3 separate regions of the Mus musculus genome follow, and regions 1 and 2 are each linked to region 3. A link is a loop called in an ENCODE intact Hi-C map of the cell type or tissue named here. Cell type or tissue: heart. All regions are shown on one strand. Each heading gives the region's core, and the rest is flanking DNA. Links, peaks and the distances in the headings are about the cores only.

What was found. Peaks named below come from ENCODE experiments on the same cell type or tissue, not always from the same donor. Only the 100,000 strongest peaks of a DNase experiment are listed, where the experiment ranks them.
Region 1: a loop joins it to region 3, with 2.1 times the contacts of the local background. A loop is called at or near these places in 4 of 42 quality-filtered maps.
Region 2: it touches region 3 in a loop (3-fold over the local background); 8 of 42 quality-filtered maps call a loop at or near these places.

The regions. Positions count from the first base shown.
Region 1 is chr6:31,610,047-31,620,685 of GRCm38, reverse strand. All of the region lies in intron 1 of Gm31486 (a long non-coding RNA gene), which reads right to left. Among named protein-coding and RNA genes, the nearest start is that of Gm31486, 10 kb to the right of the region's middle. In heart, for the core only: no CTCF peak of the experiment used is centred there; a DNase peak (open chromatin) is centred at 3,145; H3K4me3 peaks cover 418 bases; H3K27ac peaks cover 4,487 bases.
Region 2 is chr6:31,621,242-31,631,880 of GRCm38, reverse strand. It overlaps Gm31486 (a long non-coding RNA gene), which reads right to left. Exons shown (of 3, transcript XR_001785214.1): 2 at 7,300-7,464. Among named protein-coding and RNA genes, the nearest start is that of Gm31486, 21 kb to the right of the region's middle. In heart, for the core only: no CTCF peak of the experiment used is centred there; a DNase peak (open chromatin) is centred at 7,310.
Region 3 is chr6:31,560,140-31,570,778 of GRCm38, reverse strand. Podxl (podocalyxin-like) reads left to right here and starts at 6,842. Exons shown (of 8, transcript NM_013723.3): 1 at 6,842-7,200. The coding sequence starts at 7,131. In heart, for the core only: a CTCF peak has its summit at 6,390; DNase peaks (open chromatin) are centred at 5,518, 6,788, 7,338 and 8,258; H3K4me3 peaks cover 3,107 bases; H3K27ac peaks cover 3,115 bases; H3K27me3 peaks cover 298 bases.

The DNA.
Region 1 (10,639 bases), core at 732-5,731, 52 kb before region 3:
CCAGGGAACCCCAAGGTCTCACCCTTTATCTCCCTAAAGCAGGGATTATACACTCCTCTGACTTTTTAAAAATATTTATTTATTTTTATGTATGTGATTGATCTGTCTTCTCAAACACCTAGAAGAAGGCATCAGATCCCATCACGGATGGTTGTGAGCCACCATGTGGGTGCTGGGAATTGAACTCAGAACCTTTGGAAGAGCAGCCAGTGCTCTTAACCGCTGAGCCATTTTAACACGAGTTCTAGAGGCTAAGTTCGGGGCCTCATGATTACAAGAGAAGCACTTTACTACCTGTGCTATCTTCCCCAGCCCCATTGACCTAATTCTTCTTTACAAAGGAAACCCTTGTAGGCGGCTTTCATTGCTTATGCCTTTCCTCCATCCATAGAGTCCTGTTAACACATCCTTAGACAAGCTTCCTTTGCATGACCCCAAACAGCCCACAGAGTACAACCCTCCTCTGTGCTTTCAGAGTACCCATCCCTATTTTCCAGGGCAGTAGCTAGGACTCCGGGTCATGCACGGGGCTAGGTCAATGCTCTGCCACGAGCTGCAGCCCCAGCCCTAAGTTAAATTATTTTTACATGTCTTTCTATTTGTCCCTGCCCCACGCCTTACCCCCTTGTCCTGCACATACATCCATACTCCGAGGACAGACACTGGTTCACTGTCATCTCCTGCGCTGCTTGAACAATGTCTGGCACACAGCAAGTGTTCAGTCAATATTTACCGAATTAACCAAGTGTTATTTCTTCCGTGCCGAGAGGACCCATCCACCTTACAGTTAGAACTTCGTGAGCTCTTTCCAGTAAAGGGTGGGGTATAGGGTGTTCCTGGTCATTCTTGTCACAAAGTCCCCAACAGGCCAGCATCTTTAAGCCAGGCCCTCTGTGAAGGTTTCTGAGAACTAGAGCCTTTATCTTCAAAGTAACTATAAATAGTATTTTTATCCCCTCTTAGATGAGAAAAACAAAACAACAAAACCAGGGCTACCAGAAGGAACTTGAACTAATCCTAATACCTAGGAAGTGGAGGCATAAGGATCAGGAGTTCAAGGCCAACCTCCTTGGCTTTGTCACAAGCTTGGGCTACATAAGACTCTGCTTTCAAAAATACAAACAATAGCACAGCAGCCCCACACTTACAAGCTCGTCCGTCCGTGATGCGTCTGACTTTAAAGCTTTCCTGTGACTAAGAACCTTTTTTCCTGGGATAAAACTCAAGCAATAGAATCAGCCCTACTTAAAAGTGTCCCAACCCCTAAAGACCCTGTGCTCTTTCCCTTCCTCGGAGCTCAGGCAACCCAAGGAAATCACCTTTGCCACCAGTTTTCCCTCCCAGCAGTGACAGTCATTCCCAACCCCAAGTTTCTTAAGCCTGGGAGATGGGAAGAGAGAGCCGACTCCAATACTCAGCAATAACCTATCTAAGCAGTGTTTGCACATACCACTGCTCAGCCAAGGGGCTGAGTGAGCCCTTTCCCCTGACCTGGACTGTGATAGTCATAGCCTGAATCATCACAGTTACCTAAGGAAACACCAGCCCAGCACAGCTGGACTCCTGAAGCCCAGGCAGCAAGCCTCTGGGCAATGGGGCAGGGCTTCCGGTAAAGAAGAGCAATGGGAGAGGGGGAGGCAGGGTGTGTGCTGACCATAGAAAGCAGGAACTCTGTGACAGGGGCAGAGAGGGAGCCCCAGGGGTCTAGGAGGCAAGACCTAAGACCCTAGAGCTGAGGGATGATTCATTGTGTGTCTCAAGACAAGTTCCTTATTCTTCTGGGATAGCTTTGTCTCTTCCTCAAAGGTTCGGGCCCATCCTACACCCAATCCCCTAGGGCCTAGAGGAGATGGGCAAGGGAAAGGAAGACAGAAGCAGTTTGAAATGGAAAGCCCTAATAAAGGTGTGTTTCCCAGCCTATGAAGCACTCTGTATACCATACTCAGAAATAATGTCTCATCTTAACCTGGACAACATCCATGGAGGGTATGTGTGTTGTTCTTCACCAAGAAGGACACAGAAGCTACATACAGATAAATGTCTTATTCCAGGCATCTCTGCCTTGCCAGTCTCTGTCCAGATGCCCTACATTCATTCATCTCACTGACAGAGGCCAAAACCCTACAAAAACCGCAGAGGAGTAGGTCACCTCCACCTTTCTGTAGGGTATGGCAATGGTGCTGCTTACAAGAGCCTCCTTAGTCCCATCTAGACCTCATCCAATATGGGCATACTGGTGAATGTGAGGGATGGGGGCTTGCGTGGTTCTTCCTACCCCTGCTTTATGTAATCTCTAGTTTCCGGAGACAGTTTGATGAGCTAGCTCTCTGAGTGGGGGAGAACAGGCAATTGAGAGATGTGCGTTTCAGTCTTAGTGCTGCCATTCACTGGCAAAAGCAACCATCACTTGTCATATGATGACCAACCCGGCAGTCTTTTTTAGAAAGTCCCAGAAGAATATGAACAAAGGTATCTGTGTTAGCAGCACCTCAAGTCCTGATGGAGATGCTGAGGCAGAGCAACTTTCCACAGGAGACATTCTCCACCTGACTCCATCTGCCTCCATCCGGCTCCATCCGGCTCCATCCAGCTCCATCCAGCTCCATCCAGCTCCATCCAGTTCCATCCAGCACCAGGACTTTACCCAGGGTGCGTACACTTGAGAGGGAACACCAAGATGCTAGGTTCCCTTCTATCCAAACATGAGTTACCATCCCATACCTGTCCCTCTCTTTATACTATCTATTTAACCACACAGTTTATCTTAGAACATTCTTCTAAGCCCCTCAGCCCAAGAGGCCCCAAAAGCCCATTGAAAGACTGTCAACCGCAGAAGAGTAGGTCACCTCCACCTTGTCGAACCTTGTCCCCAAAGAACCTCCACAAGAACCACTTCCAGAGAAGTTTTTCATTTGAACAGGACTCCTAACAGCATCCAGTCACAAAGCCCAGCTGACTTTTGTAGATGTCACACTGGAACCCCAGCAGACCCTATGAGGTTCCTGTCAACACTATTTTTGTCAACGTGTCTGGGAAAACTGACTGAATTTCCTTTTATCTGGAAGCGAGCCCAACTCTGAAGTCGGGTGGATGCAGCCCCGCTTCCGCACCCAAGTTTCCGCAGGTTTGAAAACAAGGCTTGGGTGTTGCAAAGAACAGCTGTGCTAACAAGCACAGCTCTTATCAGTCCATGCCTAGTCCTGCCGGGGTGTCCTGGAGAGCCAGGGCAGTGACTAAAGAGTGGACAGCCACACCCAACAACAGAGCCCGGGGGTGACAATGAGATCAGCCAGAGCAGGAGGGGGATGGCTTCAGAAGAGGAGCCCCTGAGGAGACCTTAGAAATGACAAGGAGAGTCAGTTCCGCAGTGGGACATCACCCCCAAACCTGCCTCCAAGACCTTTAGAAAACCTGTCCTGATTGCCTTTCCTCTCCCTCAGTATTTCTGTGTCTATGCTGTCGTGTTGGTTGGACGGCACACTGGGTGCTCCCATCTTGGATGTCACACTGGGTGCTCCCATCTCTATGTACTGGTTCTAATATGCTTCTTTTCATTTCTTTCCCTCTTAAAAAAACTTTCTAAATTTTATAACAGTTTTAAGAATTGGACCCAGAGCCTTACGCATGCTAAACACTGAGCTTGTACAATCTTTTTTGTATTTTTTAATCTTGAGACAGATTCTTCTTAAGTTGCCCAGGAAGGCCTTGAACTTCCTATCACCCTGCCTCAGCCTCCAGAGTAGCTGGGATAACAGGCCCGTGCCAGTAGACCAGGTTGGCTCTCAAACTTCCAAATCAGTTTAGAGTCCTTGGAGAAGTCAGCCAATGCCTGGTAGAGTGCAGTCTTTTGTCAACACAAGTCTTGTATCTCTGTCTCCCCCGTTGCCTTGATGGAACCATCAAGGATATGAAGGCATTAATGTTGTCCCAAGTTCAACCCCCAGAAATTTTGGTTTGGCTGGTAGAGCATTCAACCCAGGCCTTGGTGTTTCTTCAGACGTGCACCACATGCTGAGGACTTCTGCTAAGGACTGTAGATGCCCATCAATAGTGAGCAACTTCCAGCTCCAGGTGGAAGTGGGCAACTGAGGAGAGGGGTGGCATCACTCACCGTTAGAGAGACCAACATGGCGGGCACCTCGCCACATCAAGCTATGGCTCTGGAAAGGGAAGTGGCCAGAGCTGAGACCATGATTTCCAAGGTTCTCATTTACCATTCTGCCATATGCCGGCCAGAGCAGCTCTCTGGTCAGCAGGACAGACAACTAGCCAGCTGCACTGGGAGAAATGCTGAAGACCAAAGAGCTCGGGAGTTTCTGTGGTTGCCCTTGAAAACATGGTACAACAGTCCCCTCTCCACACATAAACAACTAACATTTTGCAAAGATCTATCTACTCTTTTTAAGAGTGCAAAAGGGGGTTCGAGGCCAGCCTAGTCTACAGAGCAGTCCCAGGATAGCCAGGGCTACAGAGAAAAGCCCTGGCTGGAAAAACTAAAAAGCAAACATCAAATGAACAAACAAACAAAACCAAAAAAGGGGTACAAAAGAGGGATGACAGGATAGCTCAGTCATGAGTCAGCAGATAAAGGCACTAGCCACCAAAGTCTAATCATGGTGGAAGGAGAGAACCCACTTCCACAAGTTGTCCTCTGACCTCCACTCTGTAAGAGTGCTGTGGCATGAACAAGCCTCACTTCCCCCATGAATACACAAAAGAACATATAACAGTGTTATTTAAAAATTTTAAAGAGTATAAATGGAATTGTTTATGGTAGAAAATCCAGAAAAGTGTCAAAAGAGACCCAGGTTACCCACAATGCACCACTCAACCAGGCTACCCACAGTCCATCACTCAGAGGTTACTAGGGTATCACACAGGATAAAGTGGCTTCCTCAGTCCTTCCGGGAGGCCCAAGCATGTCTCTCCTGGCTGGCCTAATCTCTCCCCATATCTTTCTGTTGCCCTTTGTCCCTAAGAGAGTAGGAAGGAGAAGAACTTTAACCCTGTTTGACAAAGGACTTCACAATGGCAGATCATCTGCAAACATTCCTGGGGCTTAAGGAGTCCTTGAGGAAGAGATCCCTGACCCTGAAGGCGCCGCTGTGTAGGTGAATAGTTAGGCAGACCTCTCCCCAGCTGCAGAGAACACAGGAGTTAATAGCTAAACTGTGCTTAGACAGCTGGGGATGTCTCAACTGAGAGTGCTTACCTAGCACACCCAAAGCCCCAGGACCACACGAATGAGCAGAGTAGCATGTGCCTATGATGTCAACACTCTAGCGTTGGAAGCAAAAGGATCTTCCTTAGCTATATAGCCAGTTCAAGGCCAGCCTGGATACAAAAGACCCTGTCTCAGGTAGATAGGATGTAGGTAGTAGATAGATAGATAGATAGATAGATAGATAGATAGATAGATAGATAGAGATAGGTAGGTAGGTAGGTAGGTAGGTAGGTAGGTAGGTAGGTAGGTAGGTAGATAATAAAATGAGCTTAGAATCAATCTGGGTGGGGGAGGATTGTGGGAGGGAGTGACAGGAAAGGGGGCAGTGAGTAGGATGTAAAGTGAATAAATAAAATAAAATAAAAGAGTCATATTCAGAAAAATAGCAATCACCAGTAAGTACTTGCTTATAACATTATTTTTATTACCAAGACATTGGTATGTATATGTATGTGTCAACAGACTGATAACAATCAAGAGAGTCTTTGTTTTGAGGGAGAAAAAATGTTGAGGCTTGGATGGTAGAGGATGGTTTCTAGATTTCAAAAATGGTCTAAGACCTTGGCCCTGTGCTTGAGAAATGACCAACAACCAAGCTCAGAGTACACGGGGCTCGGGCAGGTCATTGACTGGCCCCGCACACCCTACAGTAAACCGCTGTGGCCCCAGTGGAGCATAGGGACCTGGGTAAGTCTAAGGGACACAGGCAGTCTCAGATCAGCCACCTCAAGCTCCTTTGACTAAGTTTGGCTGGGGTTCCCTCACTGAGAGTCACATGTACAAGCCAAAGGGACTTCCCAAGGAGACTGGTAGAAAGGATCTGGGAAAGGCCCCTCCACCAGGGAGAAAAGAGGGTTCCCAAAGTCTGATTGGGATAGAGGCAGGGACTAGAGGTCTCCTAGGTTGAGTCTAAGGTGATGAGCTGCCGAGTGATTGATGTGTGGCCTGACCGGCAGTCCCACACCTCCAGGAATATCTAAACGTGTCCCAGGGCTCTGGGGTCAATCTGTTTTTAGAGGTTGTATCCAGAGACCCCTAAGCAGGGCAGCGGCAGGCACAGACAGTCCCCACTAGGTGCAGGTCATGCCCAGATCGGAGGAAGCTGACACTGCCCTTCAGTTCAGGCCAACCCGGGCTTGTCAGGAGAAAGCAACAGAGGAGTCAAAATAGGAGGAAAATTCCTGGAAGATCTGACAAGATAGGAGGACAGAGGGACACTGGGTGTGCTAGCTGGCTTCCGGTGAGAGGGGTGTTCGAGAAGCTTGAAAAGAGCAAACCAAGCACCCTCCTTATGCATAAATATCTGTCTTGCCACTGCTGCCTCTGGGTCTTAGAGCCTGGATTCCGGGTGTATACGGGGTGAGCTCACAGCAGCTTCCTCTGATCTCTCTCCTTATCTACCCTGAAGGAGTGTGAGGCCCAGGACTCCCAGCTCAGCCCCTTCCCCAGCTGGGCCAAATCCATAAATTATACAGTCTGCCCTCCCACTTCAGAAGGACTTCGGTGGTAGAAACACAGTCCTAACCTGTACCAGCCTCTGCCTCCCCCAGGCCCTGGGGATTAGGCTGTAAGGGGCTCCTGCGTTTCTTTGGACCACCTTCCCTCTTGGACCCTGCCTGTAGCTTCTCCAGCTACTATGGTCCAGGGCCAGGGCTTGCCAAGTCCCCCAGGGAAGGCAGTGCAGCTGAAGCCAGAGAAATGAGGAAGTGAAATGTTTCTCTCCAGGAACCACAGGCTTTCCTCTCAGACAAGCCCTTTCCCATGGCGTCCACCTCACACTACCTCTGAGTCAACCCCAGAGCCCGGAGCCAGGAAAAGTCGTCCTCGGGGGCGCAGCGGTTTGCACCCGCAGCTCCAAGATGGAAGGAGCCAACCAACAATGGCTCAAGATCTCTTTCACCCACGGCTCTGTCCCCGATTTCAAAACAGAAGGGTTCATGTCCCAGGTGAAAGCTGGGCTGGCCTTTTTATCCTTAGGGTCTGTACTTGGCATAACCTTTGTCAAGAAATGCCTTCAGAAAAAGGACTGTTCTAGAAGACTCCTCTCTCCACAAGATGAGTGTCTTTTCTTCTCATTTGTCAAAAACAGTCCTTATCCTAGGACCAGAGCTGAGCCAAGAATTGGTTCCCCGAGTCTGACCTGTTCCGCTCTCTGCATCAGTAGCCACATGGGTTCACCTGCAAGTATGGTACCCTCAGCTCGGTAGGGAGGGAAGGTAGACTGAGCTCCTGCCAGGCGAGGCACACTGCCCACTTGCCAAAGGCCCCTTTCCTCCGGGATCTCAGATAACTTGCAAAGACACTGGCCAGCTCTGCCATCAAGGAGCTGTCCCTCTTGAAAGGCTTCCAGCAAATGTTTCCTTCATGAAGGAGATAAGCAACCGTCCCTGATAAGGAGGGGCCGGCAGCCTCGGTTCCAGGCAACCCGCAGCACCGGGGGAAGAATTCTCTGAATTCAGTGCCACTTTATCGATGGCACAGACTCTTACCTTGACTTTGAGGTGGGTTCGATTCCTAGAAACAGTCCCCCACAAGTAATTAAAATAGAAAAATAAGCAAGGGCCAGAGAGACAGCTCAGTGGTAAAAGCTGTAACTGCTTTTTGCAGAGGACCCTGCTTGGGTTCCCAGAATTCACATCTCAGCTCACAACTGTCTAACTCCAGTTCTCAGCGAGCTGATGCTTCCTGCCGTCACTGATCCGCATGGTACACATACACATGTACAGGCAGACATCCATTCGCGTACAATTCTAAAAATTCTTTTCAAGTTCTAATCAAGTATTTTCATATATAATGGGTTCGTTGTTATTCTTTTACATGGAAAATGAAATTTTTTAATTTTAATTTTTGTTCTCATGCTCTCTGCTCTCTGCTACGCATGGTGATAGCACTGAAGTCATGAGCATGAGTTCTGAGTGTACTTAACCACTGAGCTACCTCTCCAGCTCCCACTAAACAACCCTGAGTGTATTTTACTAAATATAACATATTTAAGAAGTAAATAACAGCCGGGCATCGTGGCGCACGCCTTTGATCCCAGCACTCGGGAGGCAGAGGCAGGCGGATTTCTGAGTTCGAGGCCAGCCTGGTCTACAAAGTGAGTTCCAGGACAGCCAGGGCTATACAGAGAAACCCTGTCTCAAACAATAAAAAAAAAAAAATTAAAAAAGAAGTAAATAACATATTTTATTAAATACAGTTATGTTCCAAAACAAAACACAACTTTGAAAAGAGTGATATTTTTTGCCCACCTGCAAGGCTGTCCTAGTTAACAGAGGCCTCCTGTCTTCCATGTGTGCCTCTTTATTCAGCCTCTTTTGACTCACGTTTTATTTGAAGAATACAGGGGAACCAGGTGTGGTGATTCGTGACCTGTAATCCCAACACTTGAGAGGCTGAGACAGGAGGATTGTCACAAATTCAAGGCCAGCCTGGGTTATCTAGCAAGTTCTAGGCCAGCCAGAACTACATGACAAGACTTGTCTGAAAGAATACAAATCCCTCACTTTGCAAACTTACACCTGAAAAGAAATGTTTGAGAACAAATTCAGGTAATTCTAGGTACCTTTCTCTGATACCACATCAAAATTCAACAAGAGTCCACGTCTTATGTGTAGGAAGGGTGGAGGGTATGGTCCTGGAGACTTTATGCTCTTGTGTGACACTATTCCTGTGGAGACACAAACATTCATCTCAGATAGGGAACAAATAGCAGGCCCAAGTCAGAATGCCCCCAAGGTCCAACTTGGTGAACCGGTGAATTGCACTGAAGTACGTGGGCAAGAGGTTACTTACAGGGAGAAAAGGCTCAAAGACAGCCGCAGCACCAAAACCCCACTCCAGCATAGGTGATCGATTACATAGACAAGCTGGAAACCGGTGCGCAGCCTGCAGGCAGCTCAACAGGTTGGAGAGTCTCTTCCAGGCAGCTCTCCCAGCTGATATCTGCCTCTACCAGGTAGCATGACTAATCCAGGTTGGTGTCTATTTCACACACACACACTTATTACTATTATTTAAGTCTCTCTCTGTCTCTCTCTCCCTTTCTCTCTCTCTCTCTCTCTCTCTCTCTCTCTCTCTCTCTCTCTCTCTCTCTCTGTGTGTGTGTGTGTGTGTGTGTGTGTGTGTGTGTGAGAGAGAGAGAGAGAGAGAGAGAGATAGCATATCTAGCTATCTCTCGATCCACCCATCTGTCCTCTTTTTGCGTGCGTATTCGGCACATCTGCAATAGCGGAGAAAGGGGACTGTCTAAGGAAAGAGTGTGCAAACAACAAGGTGTGGACCACTTATAAAGCTGGTGGCTGCACATGAGAAGAAGGACCACTAGCCAGGGGGAAGGCTGGCTGGGGAGGCAGGGTAACAGCCTGAACCATGGAGATGGGAAGCTGACAGAAAGTCACGGTGTATGCAGGGAAACAATAGTGTATGAAAAAGGTTACAGCGTGAAATAAAGGCACTATTCACAACAGGTGGACAGGGTTAAGGGAACTCGAAAGACAAGTCACAAAACAGCACAGCCACAGTCACAGCTAGGAGCCATCAGTCTGCCTCAGCCTGAGCGGGGAGGAGAAACTGGAGATGAAAATCTCTTAAGAAGCAACCTGCTGGACCATAGGTGGCCAGGGAGGAGAGCCACTGGGCTATATGCTCTAATCTCACCCTTCTCTTGGTTCTTATATCCCATTAACAGAGTCCAGCAAGAAGACAGAAGGAGACTTCCTTCCATAGCTCATCAAAGAAAGAGTTTTTTATGAGAAGTCGATACTAGAAAGTCAGAATGCTCTCTGGGATGGGTACCCAAGATTAATCAAGGCTGGGGGTGGGGAGTGTCTCTCAGAGACTGAACCACCAATCAAAGAGCATGTGTGGGCTAGACCTAGGCCCCCTGCACATATGTAGCAGATATGCAGCTAGGTTTTCATGTGGGTCCCCCAACAACTGAAGCATGGGCTGTCCATTCCCTAATTGGGATGCCTTGTCTGCCTCAGTGTGAGAAGATGCTCTTAGTACTGCAGAGACTTCATGTGCCAAGGTGGGGAACAGCGATTGAAATGTAAAATAAATAAATAAATAAATAAATAAAATAAATGGAAAAATGAACCAAGGCAGTGGTGTCTTGCTACGCGGGAGCTGTCAGTGTATCCTTTAGGCATTCACGAAGGAAGTATTTTCTCTTGAATTTTTTTTGTTTTCTTTTAATTTTGAAATTAGAATTACATCACTTTCCTGAGATTCCCTTTCCTTCCACCAACCCCTCCCATATACCTCTCCCTGCTCTCTCTCAAATTCAATATAATCATGTATCGCAGCTGGCCTCTAGTTCTCTATAACGCCAATAACAACCTTGACTTTTTTAGTTCTCCTGCCTCCATCTCTCAGGTCCCAGGCTTACAGGCATGGACCACTGAGTGTGGT
Region 2 (10,639 bases), core at 5,265-10,264, 59 kb before region 3:
TTCTTCTTCTCCTTCTTCTCCTTCTTCTCCTTCTCCTTCTCCTCTCCTTCTCCTTCTCTTCTCCTTCCTCCTCCTCCTCCTCCTCCTCCTCTTCCTCCTCTTCTTCTTCTTGATCAAGTCAGGCTTTCTTTGTGTAACAGCCCTGGCTGTCTGGAACTTGCTTTGTTCCTTGAATTCACAGAGAATTCACCTGCCTCTGACTCCCAAGTGGTGGTATTAAAGCCATCTGCCACCATGTCTAGCAAGCCCCCTGAGCTTAATCTACTTCCCACTGTCCATGTTGAATACGTTCGCTGCTATAGGACCCCTCTCAGTTAATGTGGTCCTCAGACCACAGCTTGACTGGACCATAGTAATGTTTTCTTACCCAAACAGATCTCCCTTCTAGGGTCATCATCGGTGGAGAACGTTTAGCTGGTCGAAGGCTTGGCTGGCATGTATGGAGCCCTAGGCTCTATTCCTAGCACCGCGTGAACCAGGTGTAAGGGTGTATAATCCCAGCACTCAGGAGATGAGGCAGCAGAGTCGGTTCAACGTCACCCTCCGCTATGTAGCCATACGAGACCCTGTCTCAAAAATCAGTTATTTACTAGCCCAGTGCTGCCTCTCACTGCTGCCTCCCCATAGCTGTAATCCTAGGCCAAGTCATACAATACTGACAGTCCCAATGTCAATATACACACTTGCCGACTCGCCCTCTTTCCGCTAGGGCCCTTGCTCGGGCTTGTGCTATCTGCCGCTGGGTTTGCTATCATCTCAAACGATCCCTAAACTTGTGAGTCCGTCCCGCTGCTCCTCCAGAAGCACCTTTCTGAGCCCAACATCTGATCACGTTACCGACTTCCATCCAAACCCTTCCTAGCTCCCCAGAGCCTGCAAGCCTCTTTCCTAACACTGTGGAGGCCACCTCTTTTTTTTTTTTTTTTATCTTTTTTTTAAATACATATTTGTTTTATTTATTTATTATATGTAAGTACACTGTAGCTGTCTTCAGACACTCCAGAAGAGGGCATCAGATCTCGTTACGGATGGTTGTGAGCCACCATGTGGTTGCTGGGATTTGAACTTCAGACCTTTGGAAGAGCAGTCGGGTGCTCTTACCCACTGAGCCATCTCACCAGCCCATGGAGGCCACCTCTTAAAGGCTGCGTGCCCTACTTTCTTCTGCCAGCTCGAGATGACTTCCCAGAACCATGTTATACATTGCAAGGACATATTCCCCTGCCCCATCTACAAATTCCAGTGTGGGCCCTGATGCTAAGGTTGATAAGAGAGTTATTCACCTGTGCCAAGATCCAGTGACAGCCATCACATTTGAGTTCACAGACCTTGTCCCCTATGTGCCTACATGCCTGGGTTTCCCCTCAAGACTGCCCACCATTGGCAGTAAAAGCCTGAGTCACCTACCTGGCTCCTTTCTAGCAACATAAATGGCTCTCTTCTCAAGATAGAGCCCATGACCTCATCTGCAGCTAGAGGGGGGTGTCTGGGGTTGGGGGACCCAGCACTGGAATTCCAAGGCTCTTACCAGCTCAATTTGACATCATCCCCTAGTTGTACCAGGAGCAGGAGACCTAAGCATGCCTGAGGTTTGTCTAAACAGCAGGGCCCTGGGTACGAGGAGGCCCCAGCCGCAGCCCCCAGCCAGGAGCTCAAGAGTTCGTGTTTGGCCTTTATCTCCTGTCAGCCCTGCTAGAAACAGGGACTCCTCCATGGGGCCAGAGCAGGTGGGATGAGGAGGAGGGATGATGGAGCACTTTCCCTGCAGCTGTCAATTAAGGAGGAGTTTAAAAGGCATTGTGTTATTCCACTTATGAGAGGAATGTTGCCAGGAGCCTTGATTGCTTACCGGCTCTCAGCTCTGATGTTGCTGAAGCCAGGACCACATCGGGAAAACCAGCCAGTTCTGGCCTTCCTCCCCACACCTGGGCTGCTCCAGGCAGCCCATCCACCAGGCCCCTCCTCATGCCCTTTATCTTCTTCACCTCTTAGGATGTGCCTAAAGCCACCCGACCCCTGACAGGCCACAGGCAGGCCATGTGAGCCATGAGGTTTGAATGGACAGGCACCCAAGTCCACTCAGCTTTGCCTGGGATTCTAGGATTGAGCAGATGGATAAAACACCTAAAACTGGACCTTTCTTTCCTTCACTTTTTTTTTAAACTTTTTGAAAATCTGTGTGTATATGTAAATGGGAGGGGGGGCTACAAACACAGATGTACACGCAGAAGCCGGAGAAAGGCTGCAGGCATTGGTCCTAGCCTTCCAGTCTGTTCGAGACAGTGTCTCCTGTTCACTATTCTGAATACCAGGCTAGCTGACCCCGGATTTCTTTCTGTTTCTTAGGGGGTTCATGACATGGCATCACTACACAGAGCAGTCTCACACTTGTGGATATGTTTCTCCTCTCCCTTCAAAACGCCAGGGTTACAAATGTACTTTTCAACTTGAAACCTGTGTCTTCAGAGTCCTCATCTACCTTTCACCCATCTGCCCCCCAAGATCACCACAGGTTTGCTCCAGTGGCAGCTTCCTACCCTGCAAGGTATGACCCTTGCCACAGAGAAGCCCGTGAGAGATGGGATCGCTGTCAGTTTTGTACACGGCTCAGGAGTTGATGGGTCCTAAGCTGTGTGTACCTGACAGTAGTACTTACCCTCTCTGGGCCTATTGGACTGCTTCTAAAAGGAGAAGATAAGATCACATGGTTCCCAGCTCTGACATGCTGGGCTCTGATTCACCGACCCTCCTAGGCAATGGCAAGGTCTGGCTCAGGCCCATCCTGTGCTAGCTCCAGTCAGCTCCTCTGTACATACCAAGGTCAAAGCCTTCAACCATCAGTTCTAAATTGCTCCCCAATTCTTCTCTCCACTCAGTCCCGCAGGCCTAAGCCCTGCGCATCAATATTCCTGGTCCATTTTGATTTTGCCCTCATCCAACACTACACAGCTCTTGTAGCCTTTCCCTCCCCTTCTTTCTCCCCAGAGGACTGGACAGGACACCTCACACATTCTAGGCAAGTGCTCGACCACGGAGCGACATCTCCCTAGACCTCTTTGTTCTCAGTCAGTTGCTCACACTGTCCTTGAACTCACCCTGTAATCCAGACTGGCTTTGAACTTGAGACCCTCCTGCTTCAACCTTGGAAGTAGGTGGGATTACAGGCCTGTGCTACCAGACCTAGCCAGCTCTCTCGTGCCATTTGGCCGCTCCCTGGGTCATACACTCCCAAGTCTCTAGGTGGATACAGAAGTAAGGTTGTATCTAGCCAGAGTCTGTTTGCTGGCCTAAGGCTCACATGGATTACCCAGAATCTCCCTCTGATACCAGCACCGCAAGACCGCAGAGCATCTGGCACCCTGAAGTTGAGCTTCCGCCCCTCTCAGCTGCTTCTTATCCCACGCTCCTGCCACTGCCCAACATCTAGACCTGAGCCTGCACCTAGGGCCTTTCCAGTGGGATAGTTTCTACATCCTCACGGACATTCAGAGGCCCTAGTGCCCAGGGATGACACAAATTCCTTCTTGCAAACAACCTTGACCATCAGCCAAATGCTTTCTAGGTCTGGTGGGCAAAGTGTGGAGGGAGGTGTCTTTTAATTTAGCTGCTTTTCTGTTTCTTTATTCTCCCTTGTGATTCATTTATCTTGAGAAGTCTTTAATAACTGAACAGGCCTGGAACATTCCTTCTCTGTTGCTCCCACATGGGTTTCTGCTGCCCCCACACCACGGAGGAGGGCATCTAGAGCCCCAAGCTGGCGCTGGTCTGGGTGTCTCCCACTGTAGCCGCTGGCTCACAGCCCAGGGCAGGAACTGGAAGAGAGGGTCCTGGAGCCTCTGGGAAATGAGATTTAAATCAGAAAAGGTCTGCCTGCCAGCACTTCCACCCCACCCTACACACTTGTGCACAAATGCACACACACATGTACATACACACTTCTACACCCTCAGATTCTCAGCTAGCAATGCCTACGTCACCATTGGGGGTCAGGTTCCTGAAGTCTCAGAGGACAAGGAATGCCAATGTCTACAACGTACAAAACCAGGCATCTTCCCATAAATCATCATGATATGAAGAGCGCACCCCCCCAGACAGGATATCACTTACACAGTTTGAAGAAGTAGACCCATGCACCCCAATGGCTGCTGTGGGGTATCTGGGATCTCTAGGCCACTTCTTGAACCATCTGGCTAATTTCATGACACCCCAGGGACAGGAGATGGAAAATGTAGTTAGGACCACAGAAGCCTGCATGGGGACAGAGGTACCCACGTGGAAGTTAGTCCTCCACTGAGGGGCCCAGGCCAGGCACGATGCTGATTGGGTTCTGCTATGACATGAAAATGAGCTGCCCGTGTCTTACCAGACATGGCATTGGGCCAGACATGAGACTCTGAGGTGTGGCTGAGTTGTCCTCTACAGAAGGGTCCAGGAGTATGAGCCTAGGAGGACAGGACTGTGCCCAGTATAACTAGAACCAGGCCAGAGAAGCTAGTGGGTGACTTCAGCAAGTGTGGGAGGCTCTGAGAACAGAGCCCTGGAACGAGAGCTTGACCGGCCTCAGCTTTGAGAAATGGACTTCTAGCAAGGTCTTGGAGCACAGCAGTATGTTAGAGTCCAAAGCTACTAATGGCAGCCCTAGTTGAGGCTAAGGTAGGAAGTTAGTGAGCCAACCTGGTCTACACAGTGAGACTGTGTCTCAGAGAAAGAAAGGAGAGGAAAGGAGAGAAGAGGAGGGGAGAGGAGGGGAGGGGAGGGGAGGGGAGGGAAGGGGAGGGGAGGGGAGGGGAGGGGAGGGGAGGAGAGGAGAGGAGAGGAGAGGAGAGGAGAGGAGAGGAGAGGAGAGGAGAGGAGAGGAGAGGAGAGGAGAGGAGAGGAGAGGAGAGGAGAGGAGAGGAGAGGAGAGGAAGGAAGTAGAGAGAGAGAGAGGAAGGAAAGGAAGGGAGACAGACAGACAGAGATAAAGACAGAGCACATATATACAAGCCCATACTCAGAGTCAAGACTGGTCTGGGCTCAAAAGTCACTAATTAGCCATCTGACCATGAAAGATATCTATTCTCCCCACAACTTAGTTCTGTCATCTGTGATATAACAACTGATTTATTTATTTTTATTTTGAGACAGGGTCTTATGTGCCCCAAGCTGGCCTAGAATTTGCCACATAGTAGAGACTAACCTTGAATTTCTGATTCGCCTGTCTCCATCATTTATGTGCTAGGATTACAAGCATGTGCCACCATGCCCCATCTATGTGCGGCTGGTAATCAAATATTGGGCCCCACACATGCTAAGCAAGCACTCTAACAAATTGAGCCACATCTCCAGCTCTGGTTTTAATTAATTATGAGATACTTGGTGTTGCTAGCTTTGTTTTTCAGCATTTTAATACATCTAGCATCATCGTAGAGTCATTAGTTGAAAAGTAATAATGACAGAGTTGTCAGTACTTACTATTATTGTCAAAACTTACAGAATTGGGTCTGGTAAGATGACTCAGAGATTAAAAGCACCAGCTGTTTCTCCAGAGGATTCAAATTTAATTCCCATCACCTACTTGGCAGCTCATAACTGTCTATGACTTCAATTCCAGGGGAACTGAAGCCCTCTTCTGGCCTCTGCAGCATCAGACATGCATGTGGTGCATGTACACACATGCAGCCCAAGCACTGATACACACAAGACAAAAATAAATCTTTAAAGTTATAGACTCAATTTTAGGTATTTGCAAGAAAACCCACACTTTTAGAAAACACTGAGCTGCTCATAAGGACATGAAGAATACTACATTAAAAGTGTGACATAAGTCTATGTGATGCGGTGGTACACACCTGTTAACGCAACACTTGAAAAAAGGAGACAAGGGGACCAGGGGTCCAAGGTTACCCTCAGCTACTTAGAAAACTCTGAGATACATGAGACTCCGTCTTGAGAGAAAAAGAATAGCATAACTGAGCTTTAAACCACTGAGAAGATTGGGGAGACAAAGATGGGGAACCCTAAGAGAACAGAGACAAGGGTGGGTGCGGCTCAGGGGCAGAGTATATGCTCAACAGGGGGAAGCCCTGGCTCCATCTCAGGCACTGACCCCCAGAAGGTACCTTTAGTTCATGTACAAACTGCATATAAATATACTGGCCAGGTGAGGGTGATGCATACCTTTAATCCCAGCACTCAGGAGGCAGAGGGAGGTGGATCTCTATGAGTTCAAGGCCAGTTTGGTCTACATAGGGAGTTCCAGGGCAGCCAAGGCTCTATACAAAGAAATCCTGTCATAAAAAACAGATAGATAGATAGATAGATAGATAGATAGATAGATAGATAGATAGATAGATAAGATAGACAGACAGACAGACAGACAGACAGATATTTATTTAAAGTAGATAGATAAGATAGATATGGGATTCCAATATCCATGACTAAGTATAAAATGTTTCTTCACATACAAAGTAAACTGATAATTGGAGTTGCTAACAAATACAGAAACACTTTGAATATTAAAGAGAATGGGTGAACACCCCAAGAGTGACTCAGCAATGCTTAATCTTTTCTTTCTCATAATTTTTTATTTTAGCTTTTTAAAGACAGCATCTGTATTGGCCTGATTGTATTAGCCTGACTGTATTGGCCTGACTGATCAAGAACTATCTATGTAGACAAGGCTAACCTTGAACTTATTATGGGATTCCTCTTTTCTCTGTCTCCCAACTGCTGGTATTAAAGGCATGTGCCACCACATGTAGTTAAAAAAAAGTTAGTATTATGTGTGTGCACATGAAGTGTGAGGGAGAGACGTGATACCAAGGCACTCGTGTGAAGAACAGAAGATAACTTTGTAAAGTCAGTTCTCTTCTACCTTTCTGTGAGCTCCAGAGGTCAATCTGAGCTCATTAGGCTTGTGTGTAAACTACCTTTTTCCTGCCGAGCCATCTCAGCAGCCCGTTGCTCTCTCTCAAGGTTATAAATAAGCTGCATCTTACAGTCAGTGACATCCCAGAAGCAATGTGATGTAATTAGGACTGTATGTGCCTCATAAGCTTCTAGGGAAAGGTAGCATGTTCAAGAGCCCTGGGTTAGCTCCCACCATGGGATTCCTGGTGGGGCATATTGAATGGGATGTTCATGAGACAACCAGGAATTTTCTGATGAGAGGGTAGAAATGAGCTGAAAGCATCCAGGAGTCAGGGAAATGAAGGAAGGGCAGGAAGGAGGCCAGGAGCCAGGCGAGTTCCTGCCAATGAGCCACTGCCTGTGTCACCCCTATTTAGTATCTGAGGTCATTCTGCACTTGTTACTCACACCACTGAGCTGCAAGGCAGGGCCACTCCGTTCGTCCTCACCGTTCCATATTGGTTGCATGACGTGCTTCCACTTGGGTACCACCCTCTTCATAGAAGCCACATCTGCGGACTCATTTGCTCTTCACAGTGGCCGACACTCTGCCGTGGTGATGACGGAACAAAACTGAATAGAAAACCAAATGAATCACAAGGAAAGAAACCGGCTCCATGCAGGCACCAGATGAGGAAGATAGAGAAACAAAGGGGAGATCAGACAGGGCGGTGAGCAGGCCGAGGGCAGGGAAAAGGAAGAAGTTCGAGTATGGCTGTGAAACCAGATGGGTCATCTCTCCTTTCATTTGTGTTCCCATCCACGAATCCTTCCCCAGGAAACCCAGCCTACTCAGCTTTCCAAGTTCCAGTTTTCATACCCGAGACAATGTCTGAAGGTTTGGAGAGAGTCCTGAACTCCACTCAGCCTCTGGCTGAACGATCCGGAGCCATACCCTTCACCTTATTGCCGTGGCTTGTTTTCTTTCATCTCTTTCATAACTGGAAACTTCTAAATCTGTTTCCTTAGGGTGAGGGGGCTCCTCAGCCGTTCAGGAGAACTGACTATGTGACCCAAACCCACATCATCGATGTTTTGTGAGCACTCTCTTTTTCCCATCCTCCTTTTATTTCTGGATCTTTCTCTTGCTCCATCTCTAAATCCCTTGTACCTCTGCCTTTGCCCTTGCTCTAAGTCCAAGGAGCCAGTTCTCTGATCTGCATCACACAGTGGGTCTCAACTGATTGAATTGACTTTGCTAGTCACCCGAGTCAGCTGCAAGGTTGCTTGGTACTTGGTCCAGAACCCCGCATCTCCTAGATGTTTCAGATTTGTTGTGTAACTTGTTCCTGCTTGAGTACCACCTTCTCATCCCCTGACTCATTTGCTTTTCATGGTGGCCATTCACTCTGTGCACACTGAAAACAGAGCAAACAGTCCTGTAACCTTTTGTCCCTTACCCCATGACCCACAGACCTGGCTGTCACTCCCAGGCATAGGGCCTGAGAAGCATGGAACTATGCCGGGAAATGGTGTCTGTTAGCTACTGTGAGAGTCCCCAGACATTGAAGAGACCATGTGGCAGGCAGGATTAGTGCTGGGATAGACAGCAATGTCAAGAAGTCCACAGAGAGACGTTTTCCAGGAAGGGAATATAGGAATGAAGCTCCAGCCAAGGCCCTCAGTGCATGCCAGAGGGAGTCCTTGAAGGGAATGGTGGGCATCTAGCACTTAGGGACTCCCAGTCTATGCTGCTGGATAAATAACTATGCCATGGCTCAGTAGTTAAGAGCACCAGCTATTCTTCCGGAGCACCCAGATTTGATTCCCAGCACCCACATGGCAGCTCACAACCGTCTGTAACTCTAGTTCTGATGCCGTCATCTGACCTCCTCAGGTGCCAGGCACACACACAAGGTGCACATACATGCATGCAGACAAAGTTAAAAATAAATAAGTACTAAGCAAGTATATGCTCTCTGATTTACCCGTGATTCAGTTCTTCAGAAGGGAAAGCCCTGAGGAAGACCCAGGAAAGAAAAAGGAAAGCAGCACAGGCCTTAGAGATGTGTGCATCTGTTACTTTTCTCATTGCTGTGGATAAATGCCTAGGAGGTGGGGGAACAAATTCATGAAGGGAGAGTTTATTTTGGCTCACAGTTCAGAGGAACGCAGTTGGTCATGGTGGGGAAGCGCATCAGCAGCTTGGATCCTGACTCTAACCAGGAATCAGAGAAAGGGGAATGTCAGTGTTGGGCTGGCCCAGGAGAATCAAGACTGTCCACTATAAGGTTGGGTCTTCCATCCTCAGGTAAACTACGGGTAACTTCACGGATACACTCAAAGCAATGTTTTTCTGTGCCCTGACGTTTCTTCATCCATGTGAGTTGACAATTCAAACCAACCTCTGCCATAGCACACCTGGATGAGTGGAGGACAAAGGAGGGCAATGTACAGCTGGGCTCAGGGAGCTAAACCCCGGAAAAGTTGGTTGTCGTTGTTGGTTTGGTTTGGTTTGGTTTTCATTTTTTTCTTTTAGTTTAAAATTATTTTTTAATACACATAAAAATAGGCTGGGTGTGGTGGCACATGCCTTTGATCCCAGCACTCGGGAGGCAGAAGCAGGCAGATTTCTGAGTTCAAGGCCAGCCTGGTCTACAAAGTGAGTTCCAGGACAGCCAGGGCTACACAGAGAAACCCTGTCTCAAAACAAACAAACAAAACACATAAAAATAATCCATACACGGGATATTTTGCCTATAATGTATGTCTGTATTCTTCATGTGAGCCTGGCCCACAGAGGCCAGAAGAGAGTTTTGGATGCCCTAGAACATACATACAGATGGTTGTGAGCTGCCATGTAGGTGCTAGAAATTTAACCTGGTCTTCTGGAAGAACAGCCAGTGCTCCTAACCACTAAACCATTTCTCCAACCTCAAAGTTGATTTGTTATGGTCTTTGGTATGTGTCTTGACCAATGGTTTATCCAGTTTTGTCTTTTGTTTTATGGGGGCTCATTCTCTCCCTCTCCCCTCCCCTTATGTGAGTGTACATGTGTACAGTTGCACATGTGTAAGCAAATGCATGTATGTGCTCACGTTTGTTCCAGTTCACATGTGTGCATGTGTGTGTAGACAACCCTTATGTGCCATTCCTCAAAAGCCATTCCCCTTGCCTTTTGAGCTAGAGTCTTTCGTTGGCCTGAAGCTCACCAAGTAGGCTAGTGTAGCTGACCAGTGATTCCCCCAGGGATCTGCCTGTCTCTGCCTCCTCAGTACCAGGATTGCAAATGCACACCACTGAGGCTGCGCTTTCTTCTTACATGGGTTCTGGGGAACTGAACTCAGGTCTTCATGCTAGCATGGCAAGGACTTCAGTGGCTGGCTTGTATCTGGTTTATCTAACTCTGAATTCTCAACCTTGTCCAACCTGTCTGAGTTTCTCGGGTCAGAGATGTGCCTGCTCCTGGGGGGGGGGTGTCATCCTTCTATTCATCTCCTTTCTGTCTGCATGATCCATGGAACTGAAGCATGGGACTGACCCATCAGAACACCTGTCACCTGTCACCTGTCACACAAACCCTAACCATTATCTGGGTTTGCTTCATAACTAATTTGCCCCCAAGAAATACTATTACACTGAAAGGCTTGAGTGAGCAACAGTTCTCTGAAGGGAAATATCAGTCCGTTTTTTGGACAACTGGATTTACTTGGAGACACAGATGGCTTTCTTCTCTTTGAACAGTGGTCCTAATGAGGGCTCTGAACTGGCACCCAGAGTCAGGAGCACCATCAAGTGGAACCGCCGG
Region 3 (10,639 bases), core at 3,285-8,284:
ATTGGGCACTCACAGTGTACCAGATGCTGTGCTAAATACACACCAAGTGGGCAAACAAGTGACTAAAGGGGGATTCTCGCTCTCACAGAGAGAACTGAGGTTTGTCCCCCAAAACCATCTATTCAGACAGTGAATTAGGCAAGAAGAGGAGAAAACGGTTAATTCTCATCTGAGGGGCAGAGGCCAGGTCACAACATGATGCCTAAGCCTCCAAATGTACAAACTGTGGGAGGTGAGCTAACTCTGGGGCAAGAATCATCCATCACCTGCAAAGACTTGCCAGGAACAGGGTGTGTGGAATCCAGTGTAAGAGACCTTCTCCCCAACAGTGGGAGAGAAGGAGGGAAAGTTAGTACAGACCAGAATTTAGAAGGCTCTGAAAGCCAGTTTAGTGAAATTAGGCAACTCGAAACAGAGACATTTGAACAGGAACGTGATCACATTTAATTCTGGGACCCAAGACTTTGGTGTCAGGTGGAGGAAAAGCAGAGAGAGGTGAGGGACTCATGTCAGGCCCAAGGTAAGAAAAGGAGCCAGATACAACAGCTCTGTCCTTATGGGACTCAGAGCTCACTGGAGAAATAGGACACGTGTGTCAACATCCAAGACAGAGATCACAGAACAAAGCTACAGTTACCTTCAGGGTCAGTGCTAGGGAAATGAGTTTTCATTTCCTCAACTGGAAAATGGGACAATAGCACTCCATTTACCCTTCTGGGTTTATATAAGGATGTAATCATGCCAGGACAATGAGACGTGGAAAGCCATTTGCCGCATACAAACCAAGTTCCATTCAGTATTGCCCAGGTGCAGGTTTCAGGCCTGGTCCGACTCCAGGGTGGAGGAAATTAACTGCATGCTGGTTTGACTGCACGAGGACTGGGAAGGAAGTGAGCCTGGAAAGCAGGCTGGGGACTGAGATGAAGCGACGCTTGAGTGTCTTTTCTTCCAACTCCTCTACTTCTGTCTCCGTGATATAGCTCTTCTGTTCCTGCCAGGGGACCCGAGACTTTCCAAATTGTGAGACACAGGTGTATGGATGAGAATAACATTGACAAAGGATTTGGAACAGCCTGTTAAAACAGTAGCTGGAGGGATAGGCTGTTTCTGGAACCTTCTTTACAAGCAACACGAGTGAGGATGTTGTCTGAGCTCTCTGGGCCTCAGCTTTCTTCCTGTGGGAGAAGAAAACTTCAGGTCCAGTGACCCCTAACATCGGCCGAACCTTCGGCTTTGTCCGAATGTGAGGTGTGGGAATTCTGAGACAGTGCACAGCATGGCTCTGTTTCATCTGAGAAGAGGGCAGGTACAAGCAGATTTGGTAGCCTGTAATGTTGGCTTGAGATGAGCATCACCTCTATGGAAAAGTCTCTCACCTGTCCCTCCAGGGCACAGTGTGTTAGGCTCGTATGACTCTAGACTCAGATACGTAAGAGGAAACAAATACTTCTGGAACAAAGCAGAGATTGAAGTGTCTCTTCTGTGGATGCCAAAATATCCACGAATTGAGCCCCCCAACTACCACGGGACTCTGTGGGTTGAGGTTTATTTTATAGAGGAAGAGACTGGGTTATAGAGGTTAAGAACAAGGCCAGAATCTATGGCCACCAAGTCAGAGGATAACATTCTGGGCTGACTCAACCCAAGATGTAACTCCCATCTGCCATTGATAGAAAGTGTCTCAAAACAATACTTTCTCCAAATCATTGTGGTGTGTGTTACTCTGTGCATGTCACAGAGCATATATATGGAGGCTAAAGGACAGCTTTGGATGTCAAACCTCACCTTCCACTGTGAAACAGGATTTTCATTGTTGAGTGATCCCCACAGACTCACTGATCCCCAAATTTCTGGGGATTTTCTTATCTTGGCCTCTGATCTTGATCTAGAAGCACTTTGATTATAGATTGATGCTACTACACCTAGCTTTACATGTTTTTTTGTTTGTTTGTTTGTTTTTGTTTTTTGGCTCGTGGGAAAAGGGAGGATGCAGAGATCTGAACTCAGGCCCTTTCCCACTGAGCCATCTCCCCAGCCCTCAGCTCCAGACCTTTAGCACTGGCATTCTTTGGCTTAAGATGAACCTCACTGTTTCTGCTTCTTCTAGCTTCTCCTTTGAAGCTAGCTCCTTCTACCTAACTCACAATCATAAAAGTTTCTGTCATTTTAAGATTAAACAGCTCATAAGCCTTCCCTGGGTGCTGAATTCTGCGCCCTCCTCCCACCCCGCCCCACCATCTACATTGCCCTTAGCGTCTGTCTTCTGTTCAGCACCTCCCTGACAATTCATTCTACTTAATGGAAACCACACTGGCTCTTTCATTGCCGGATTCTGTCTCAGCCCTTGCAGCAGGTGACTTGGATGACTCTCCCTCCCTCCATTTGGGGGAAGGGGACTTAGTAACTCCTCCCTTCATCTCTTTTGGCTTAGTAACTCAGCCCCTCCCACTCTGCAGTCCGGCTGTGAAAGAGGATCTTTCACAGGATCTGACTCAGTCTTTTCTTATCTCCACTGAAACTATCCCCATCAGTCCTGCCTCAAACCCTCCTGTACCCTGACCACTCTCCTGTGGCTGCTCTTGGTCCTGACCTCTGTCCGAGCTCCAGTGTCACAAATGGGACCTCCAGATATGACTCTGACTGTGTCACGGGTCTTTAGCATCAGCACATCTTGTAACTAAACTTTTCTTCTCCCAAATCTGCTTCCTTCCCCACCCTCCAGCCCCCCCCCCCCCCGTATCTCCTCTATTTCAGGAATGCCCCTACTCTCCCCGCCCCCCACAACCTTTGCGCCCAGATAGTCCACCTAATAACCAGCAGATATCTAGAACCCAGTCATGCCTTTATGCCACAGTACTCCACAGACACAGCCGCTATACCATACCCCACATCCTTATGTCCCCCAAATACATCCTATTTAGAACCTTCATCTCATTTCTGTCTCTAGTGTTTAAATTCAAGGCCTCCCTGAACCATTGAACTGGCTTCACGTTGTGCTGTGGTCTCCCTTGAGATTACATCTGTCTGCCTACCATTCTAAGTACGCTGGAGCTAGAATGATTGTTTTTACATGGAAAGTTGGTCATTGTCTTAAAGATTTTAGCTGTAGTGACCTTTCTATTGTCAGGCCCTAACACTCTACAAAATAGCTTTCTGCTTGGGGGTGGGTGGGGGTGGGGGTGGGGAATCCCTGCAGATCTCAGCTCCCAGGCTCATCTTGACCTCTCTCCTCTGACTCTGAAATGCTCCACCTTTCCTTCTTTTGAAGACCTAGCCAGAGTCGCACATCCCTCCTCCTAGAGCCTTCCCTAGCCTGAGCTGTGTGCCTTGTTCTCTGCTGCCCACACAGTTCTCGCCACCTGCTAACCGTGTTTGTGTACAGGGATTACTTCTCCCTGAAGAGAGGGGAAGCTATGCCACCCGTGTGTGGATTCTCAGCGCGGTGCATAATGTCTGGCACAGGGCCTGTTACAGTAGACACGGTTAAATAAAAACACACAGGGCATGACTTTGGAGTGAGGTGGGTAATTTAAGCCCCAGTGGAAATTCATAGAATTACAAAATTTGGCAGTCAAGAATAAAGTGCAGCTTTTATGATAAAATCCAAGCACTTCGTCATCTGTTTACCTGTGTGCATTTTCCCAGGATAAGGCACTATCTTCCAGGTCCTGGATTTCAAGACAAACGGAACACTGCTCTGACCTAGGGTTAGAAAGCCCATGTAACTTTTACGTGGTCCTTTAGACAGGCATCCCTGGTCCTGTTTGCAGGTACAACGGCACTGAAGGGGTAAGTGAGCATATTACATCTTAGTAGGAGGTGTAATGGGACAGGGTCTGTTCTACCTCAATAGACATGGCGAATAAGGATCAAAGTGCTTCAGGATGAAGATCAGGAGGACTTACCAGGTCAGCATTTAGGGATGTGGTCAGCTGCATTGTCAAGTTGCTCCTAACAGTGAGGGACTGACAGGGACAACAAGAATACAATTTTAAACCTCATGCCATAGGTCCCTGTGTTATGGTTCCAAGCTGGCATACATGTCTGCATCAGTAGATTAGCAAATATATATACATATACATATACATATACATATACATATACATATACATATACATATACATATACATACATACATACATATATATATATATATATATATATATATATATATACCTATATACATATATATATACACACACATATATATTACATATATTGTTGTGCTGTTGTGCTGTTCTGGCCTACTCTGAGGAAGTGAAAAGTAGACATGGAAGAGTGTGTAAATCTGGTCTGGAGAGATGGCTTAGCGGTTAAGAGCACTGACTGCTCTTCCAGAGGTCCTGAGTTCAATTCCCAGCAACCACATGGTGGCTCACAACCATCTGTAATGGGATCTGATGCCCTCTTCTGGTGTGTCTGAAGACAGATACAGTGTACTTAATAAATAAAATCTACTAAGGGGATGGATGGTCTGGAGTATAGTTCAATGATAGATTGCTTGCTTAGCATGCACATGGCCTTGGGTTTGGTCACACACACACACACACACACACACCACACACACACACACACACACACACACACACACAGAGAGAGAGAGAGAGAGAGAGAGAGAGAGAGAGAGAGAGAATGTGTACTGAATTCCAGAAGTATGGTGGACTAGCATCAGTAAAGGGCACTGCATTGCAGCTACAATCTTGTGTTCCAGGCCAGCAAGCTCACTGTGCAGATGAACCAGGGCTTCAGTCCAGCTGAGAAGAGCACTTTCTGTTGGCCTCATTCTGGAAGTAAATTGGGGGGTCCTGTCAGTACTGGAGATTGGGAACCACAATTCTGACTTTGCAGTTTTTACTGCAAAAAGTACCCCACTTCCTAAGTCTAGATATTTGCTGTCATTTTTAACTATGTGTGATCTAATAGTGGGGCCAATCTGAAATCATGTGAATGTAAAATGTCCCAGACTTTATCCACGAATTTAGTATTGATTGTTTTTGAGTTTGTATAGATTCGCTGAGTGAAAGGCATGATTCATCGGAGAGCATACAATTCATCGGAGAGCATACAAAACAAAAATTTCAACCTCAGTTTTGAAAAAGTGTTGCTTGGTTTGAGAAGCAAGCCTTTTGTTGGCACTACTGTCGAGGAGAACAGTGCTAAAAAAAAAAAAAAAAAAAAAAAAAAAGACCATCAGACACACATAAACACACACACCGGCGTATTCACAGGGAACACCCTCTGTCTTTCCCATACGCGGCGTGGAATACCATGCCAGAACGATCATGCAGAAACTTCCTAGTAAAGACAGCCTGGAAGCTCTTCTCAAACTTGAGGCCCGCTGCAAGGACGCCCCAACCCTACTCTTCCTAAGCGGTTTCACGATGAGCCTGCGCATAGCCCACTTGAGAGATTCATAAGGTCCACGGTCCTTGGGATCCGGGAACAATCTCTCCACTTAGGCTCATCTGACAGAAAGACTCCGGATTAGCAACCCAGGAGTCATGTGTGACAAATTTTCACCATATCCTTTCCGTGTCAGCCTCCCCTCCCCCTTCAGCTTTGTATCCCGAGATGAGAGTGCCACCTCTGCAGGGGACTCCACTGAGTCTGCAGCCCGCAAAGCCTCCCCGCCTCCCCAAACGAATAGGATGCGAGCTTCTTTGTCCTTTCACAGAGTAAACTCGGGTTTATGAGATTCTCCATTTATGAGATTCTCCAATTCCGATCTCCCACCTCAGGTCTATGGGTTTCTCACGAGCGAAAGCTGCTTCTTTCATTAAGGCTGTTCAAGGTTCTGGCCCTACGCTAAGTGCGTCTCCCAAGCAAGTGTCTCAGCAGCTGTTGGAAGTGTTGTTAGCCTTGTTCTTCGTATGTAAAGAATCAAAGCACTCAGAGTGAGTTAGCCCAACTAGGTTTTGAGCCCAGGTTGGATTTGACGCCGAGGCCCTTAAATCTCCATTGCTGCTTTTTATTCAGCAATATTATTTCTTATGGCTCAATTACAGTATTACGGGCTCTGTGCAAAGTATTTTTCCAGATTAATCTCAGAAGTAAGGCTGCTATTTACCACCTAAGGGATCTTAAACAACTTTTTAAACTATTTTTTTAACTCTATTTTTCTGTCTGCAAAACGAGGCTTAAAAATGTGACTGCCGTGAAGAGCAAGCGAATTAATACGTGCAAAGCACTTAGAACACAGACGCGCACGAATTAAGCGCTGAAATTTTTGCCTTAAAAGAGTCGCATCCATTTGTACATCGGTGGGAGAGGTTAAAAACAAAAACAAAAACAAAAACAAAAACAAAAACCCGTCCAGATGGTACGGGGCTCATCCCGGAGGACAGACTTGGGGACTGCACGAGATCCAGGCACCTGCTGGGCAGGGGACCTGCTTCCCTTGTTCTGCCGCAGGAAGGCGCTGAGGTCTGGGGGCCTGGAAGGGTCGGTTCTTATCGGAACTTCCAGACTGGGGGGGCCTGTGCCTGCGTTGTAAGGGCGGTAGCATTATGGAGGATCCGGGCTGATCCCCTGCAAAAGCAATGTGTAGGACATCCGCGGCATGGATTGATTGTCTGACAGGGTCCCTGGCGCGCGCGCAGGCAAGTATACACAGCGTGAGCACAGATTCACAGGCACACACACACACACACACACACACACACACACACACACACACACACACTCACTCACACACGCACTGCCCGGGACCGCCAGCCCCTGCTCCCCCGCCCGCCGCGCTCCAGGGCGGAGTTTCCTCCTCTGCTTATTGTTCGCAGCCCAGCGCCCGCCCAGCCGCCGCCCCGCCCGACCCCGCCGCCGCTGTGGGCGAGCTCCTGGGGGAGGGGGCGGAGGCCAGCGCGGACGGGACGGGGCGGGAGTCTTCGCAGCAACGTGCGCGGGGCCGCAGCGGCGCAGACACCGCCCGGGCCGCAGACACCTTCGCTCGTCGCTGCTGGCTCCGTGTCCCAGCCCAGCTCTGCGGTAGGCAGGAGGAGCGGCCGGATCGCGACTCCGGAGTTCGCGGCCGTCGCCAGGCCTCCCGGAGCGGCGCCGACGCTCCCGCTGTCCGGACGCGCGACCCTGCGCCAGCGCCGCAGCCACCTGCTCGGAGTCCCCGGGCGAGCACAACCATGCCTCCCACTACGGCGCTCTCCGCGCTGCTGCTGCTGCTACTGTCGCCTGCATCTCACTCCCATAATGGTGAGTGGACAGCCGCGGCTCTGCCGGGACCCCTGGTCATTCCCCTCCGCCCCAAGCCTGGTGGGGCTCCTGGGAAGCCGGCTGCACCGCGTGGTCGGACCGCTTGCAGCCTCTCCCGCGTGGCCGCACGCAGAGTCCTGACCTTGGCACCATCCACGCCCCCTCCAAATTGGAGAACCCCGCAGGTGCGGGGCCAGATCGTGGATTTATTCCTAGTCTTCACTGGTGTAGAGTGAGCCGGAGGTTGTGAGATTGTAAAGGGGGCACTTGGTGGGTTCGCTGGAGATGGGGGGGAAACTTTGGGTTGTGGGGAGGTCCCAGATTCCCGCATGACCACCAGAATGCGATTTCTCTTTCTCGTGTTTGGGGCTACTAGGGGACCGTATTGGGAGGTCGTTGAAACTAAGCAAAGCCGCGGGCAGGGACCACAAGAAGGAGCCCCTGAAACTGACCTCAAATCCCTAAATGCCCACGCGTGTAGCGTACTTCTTGTGCAAGCGCTTTTTCTTAAGCTTGTCCCGGGACGGGTGGAATAAGCGCTCCTTCCAGGGTCCCAGAGCCTGGTTCAGTGGGGTCCTTGCCTTCATGTTGCCAAAGGACCGGATTCTTTCTCAGAGCATGGCCAGGATGGTGGGCCCCTCCCACCCCTTTGTGTAAACAAGAAATTTCTTTCACAAATGAGGTTTGAGTTGTGTCTTAGTAATACCTCGGGCACCCATCTCCCATCAGACCCAGCTTGGAGACGATCCCACTACCTTCTTTCTGAAGGTGGAATGTTACTTTCTGTTTGAGAGGTCAGGCAGTGTCTGCAAACATAACCAGAGCAGGTGTCCCAAAGTCCCTGCCAAACAGCTGAGAGACTCAGCCCAGGAGAGAGAGGCAGGTTTCATAAACGGAGTAGCCTATCTTGAGCAGGTAGCTGCAGGGAGAAAGTAGCGAAGGGAGGCTTTCCAGAGTCGGAAGTACAGTGGTGACCGCCCAAGCGGGGAAGGGACTCTGCTGCTGTGGGAGTTAGTGTTGGGGGAACAGGATTCTGCAGAACAATGAGAGATGAGATGGTAGGGTGGCGAGGGCTGGTCCTCAGGGAATGGAGGTTTAAACCTCCGGAGGGTGGCCTGGGACTCCAACGGGACCTGGAAGGGAAGAGTACTCCCATTGGGGGAAGGGCCTGTGCTCCTTGAGGAGGGGTGCAGTTCGAGGAAGATGGGAAGAGCTTGGAGGGCCACAGTCTAACAAGGACCGACAAGTCTGTAGAGTGCCCTGGCAACTTCATGGTCTTCACATGCAGTCTTTTGGAGGGGGAGCCCCTAGTACCATTCAAAAGCCAGATGAGCTAGTTAGTCCACAGTGATTCCAATCTTATAGAAGCCAAGCTTGGAGAAGATACAGGCTAAAGGGAGATCCCTGGAAGCCATCAGTGAACTGCTCCCAACCGGGTCCCTGGACATCAAGGTTGGGCTTCTTCTTCTTCTTCTTCTTCTTTTTTTTTTTTTTTTTTTTTTTTTTTTTTGGCCTTTTTGAGATAGGGTTTCTCTGTATAGTCTTGGCTGTCCTGGAACTCACTTTGTAGACCAGGGTGGCCTCAAACTCAGAAATCCGCCTGCCTCTGCCTCCTGAGTGCTGGGATTAAAGGCGTGCACCACCACGCCCCGGCAAGGTTGGGTTTCTTGTCTGGCACCTGACAACTGCCTAGGAATGATGCCTGCTGAGGGGCCCTGTCCAGACTCTACCACAGGGACAGCTCATAGTCAGAGATCAATATGCTCGAACAAATGTGTCCAGAAACCTGGCCTTGTTCCAAACAGCAAGTCTCTTAGCACCACTGAGCCCTGGATACCGAAATCCTGAAATGTCATTTTCACAGTATGTGGCAATATAGAGACGTTCTTTGACAGTGTTTGGTGGCGAGGAGGAATGGTTACACTGATGACGAGGACAGCAAATTGATTATGATGACGATGATGATGGTGAATTGTATCCAGGTCAAAAAAGGCTTAGGGGGCAAACCTGGGTTTGGGTTGTGGTGGTTTTACACCCTCCTCTAGGCCTGTCATCAGCCATATCTCCCCACCCCCACCCCCACCCCCACCCCCCAGCACCACCTCAACTGGTGGAATTCTATGATGAGATGCAAAACTGTAGGCTTCCAGTGCAAGTCTCTGTAACAAAGGGATTATCCCAACAGGTCTCCTGCTTTCCTCCTAAGCTGGTGGTTTGAGCTCACCCTGGAGGTAAACAGCCTTTATATCCTGGGGTCCTTCCTGGGCTTTTCCTTTGCCACAGGGCAAGTCAGACCTTTGCTCTCCACTTTCCTTTCTGTAAAGTAGGGTGGAGGAACAGAGGGACCTCTGTTTTCACTGTTGTGGATGTCTTGACTTCCATGTTCCTTGGCTGTTGAAAAGAGAGACTGATTTAGGCCTCTCTGGATGATAGCCTTTTGAGGGATGAAACCTGGGCAGGAGACAGGTGGGTTGGCATGGTGGAAACTCTCTGACTGGGCCCCACACTTGCATGTCTGTGGACTTTTCAAGCCTAGGCTTCCTACTGAAGTGATCACAAACCTGCTTCATAGGTTGTCTTTCATCTGATGAACAATGGTAAGGGTAACAGATTTAACATTGTAGCCAAAGCACGGATGTCAGCAGCTGCGTGGTACTGCCGTGAATTGAATGGGTGTATTGGGCACTTGATAGGCTTGAGACATCCTGAACATCGGGATTCTGCTGCTGTTGGTGGTCGTGGACGAGTGACTTGCTTCCCAGAGGCTGGGGGCGGCTGTCTTAATGAGCCCAGTGAAGAGCTTCCAGGAGTGTTTTCGTATGGAGATTTTAAAATAAAAGAGGATCTGCAGGGGGTGGGAGAGCTGTTCCTAGGGTCACTAAGCTCAGATGAATTGTAAGGTGTAGGGGAAAAGCAGGCTTGGGGATGGGAGTCACTCTAGGGGGGTTGTGGTGGGCTCTGTGAGGAATTCTATAGGGGAGGGAGCCAGCCACTTGCCTGAAGGGAAGGTTCCACAAGTAGGGAGGGGGCAGGGGTTTTCTGACAGGATTCACTCTGAGGTATGCATCAACAGAGGTAGCCTGACTGCAAAAGGCACAGAGGTTTCAGGTAGGGTGTGGCCTCCCAGGGAGGGGCCGGGACCAGCAGTTTAAAGTCCTCAGGAGATTACGCTGAGAAGTGTGGAATGTTAGACTCAGGTGAAGAGAGCCTGCCAGTCAGCCTCTTCCTGGGGCCTCTCCATCCTCACAGAGGAGACCTACCTTTGGAAGCTGAGGGGGAGGGACCATGGGGTTAGAGGCCCCTGGGGAGGAGGCTGCTGAATGGGTTGTGTCTTGAGCCTGGGCTCCATAGCCTGCTGTGCCTGTCCACACGTAGATCCTTTAGAGAACCGGGATCTTGTGCTGAGCACGTGATCCTTGGATGCAGACCTGAAAGGGAA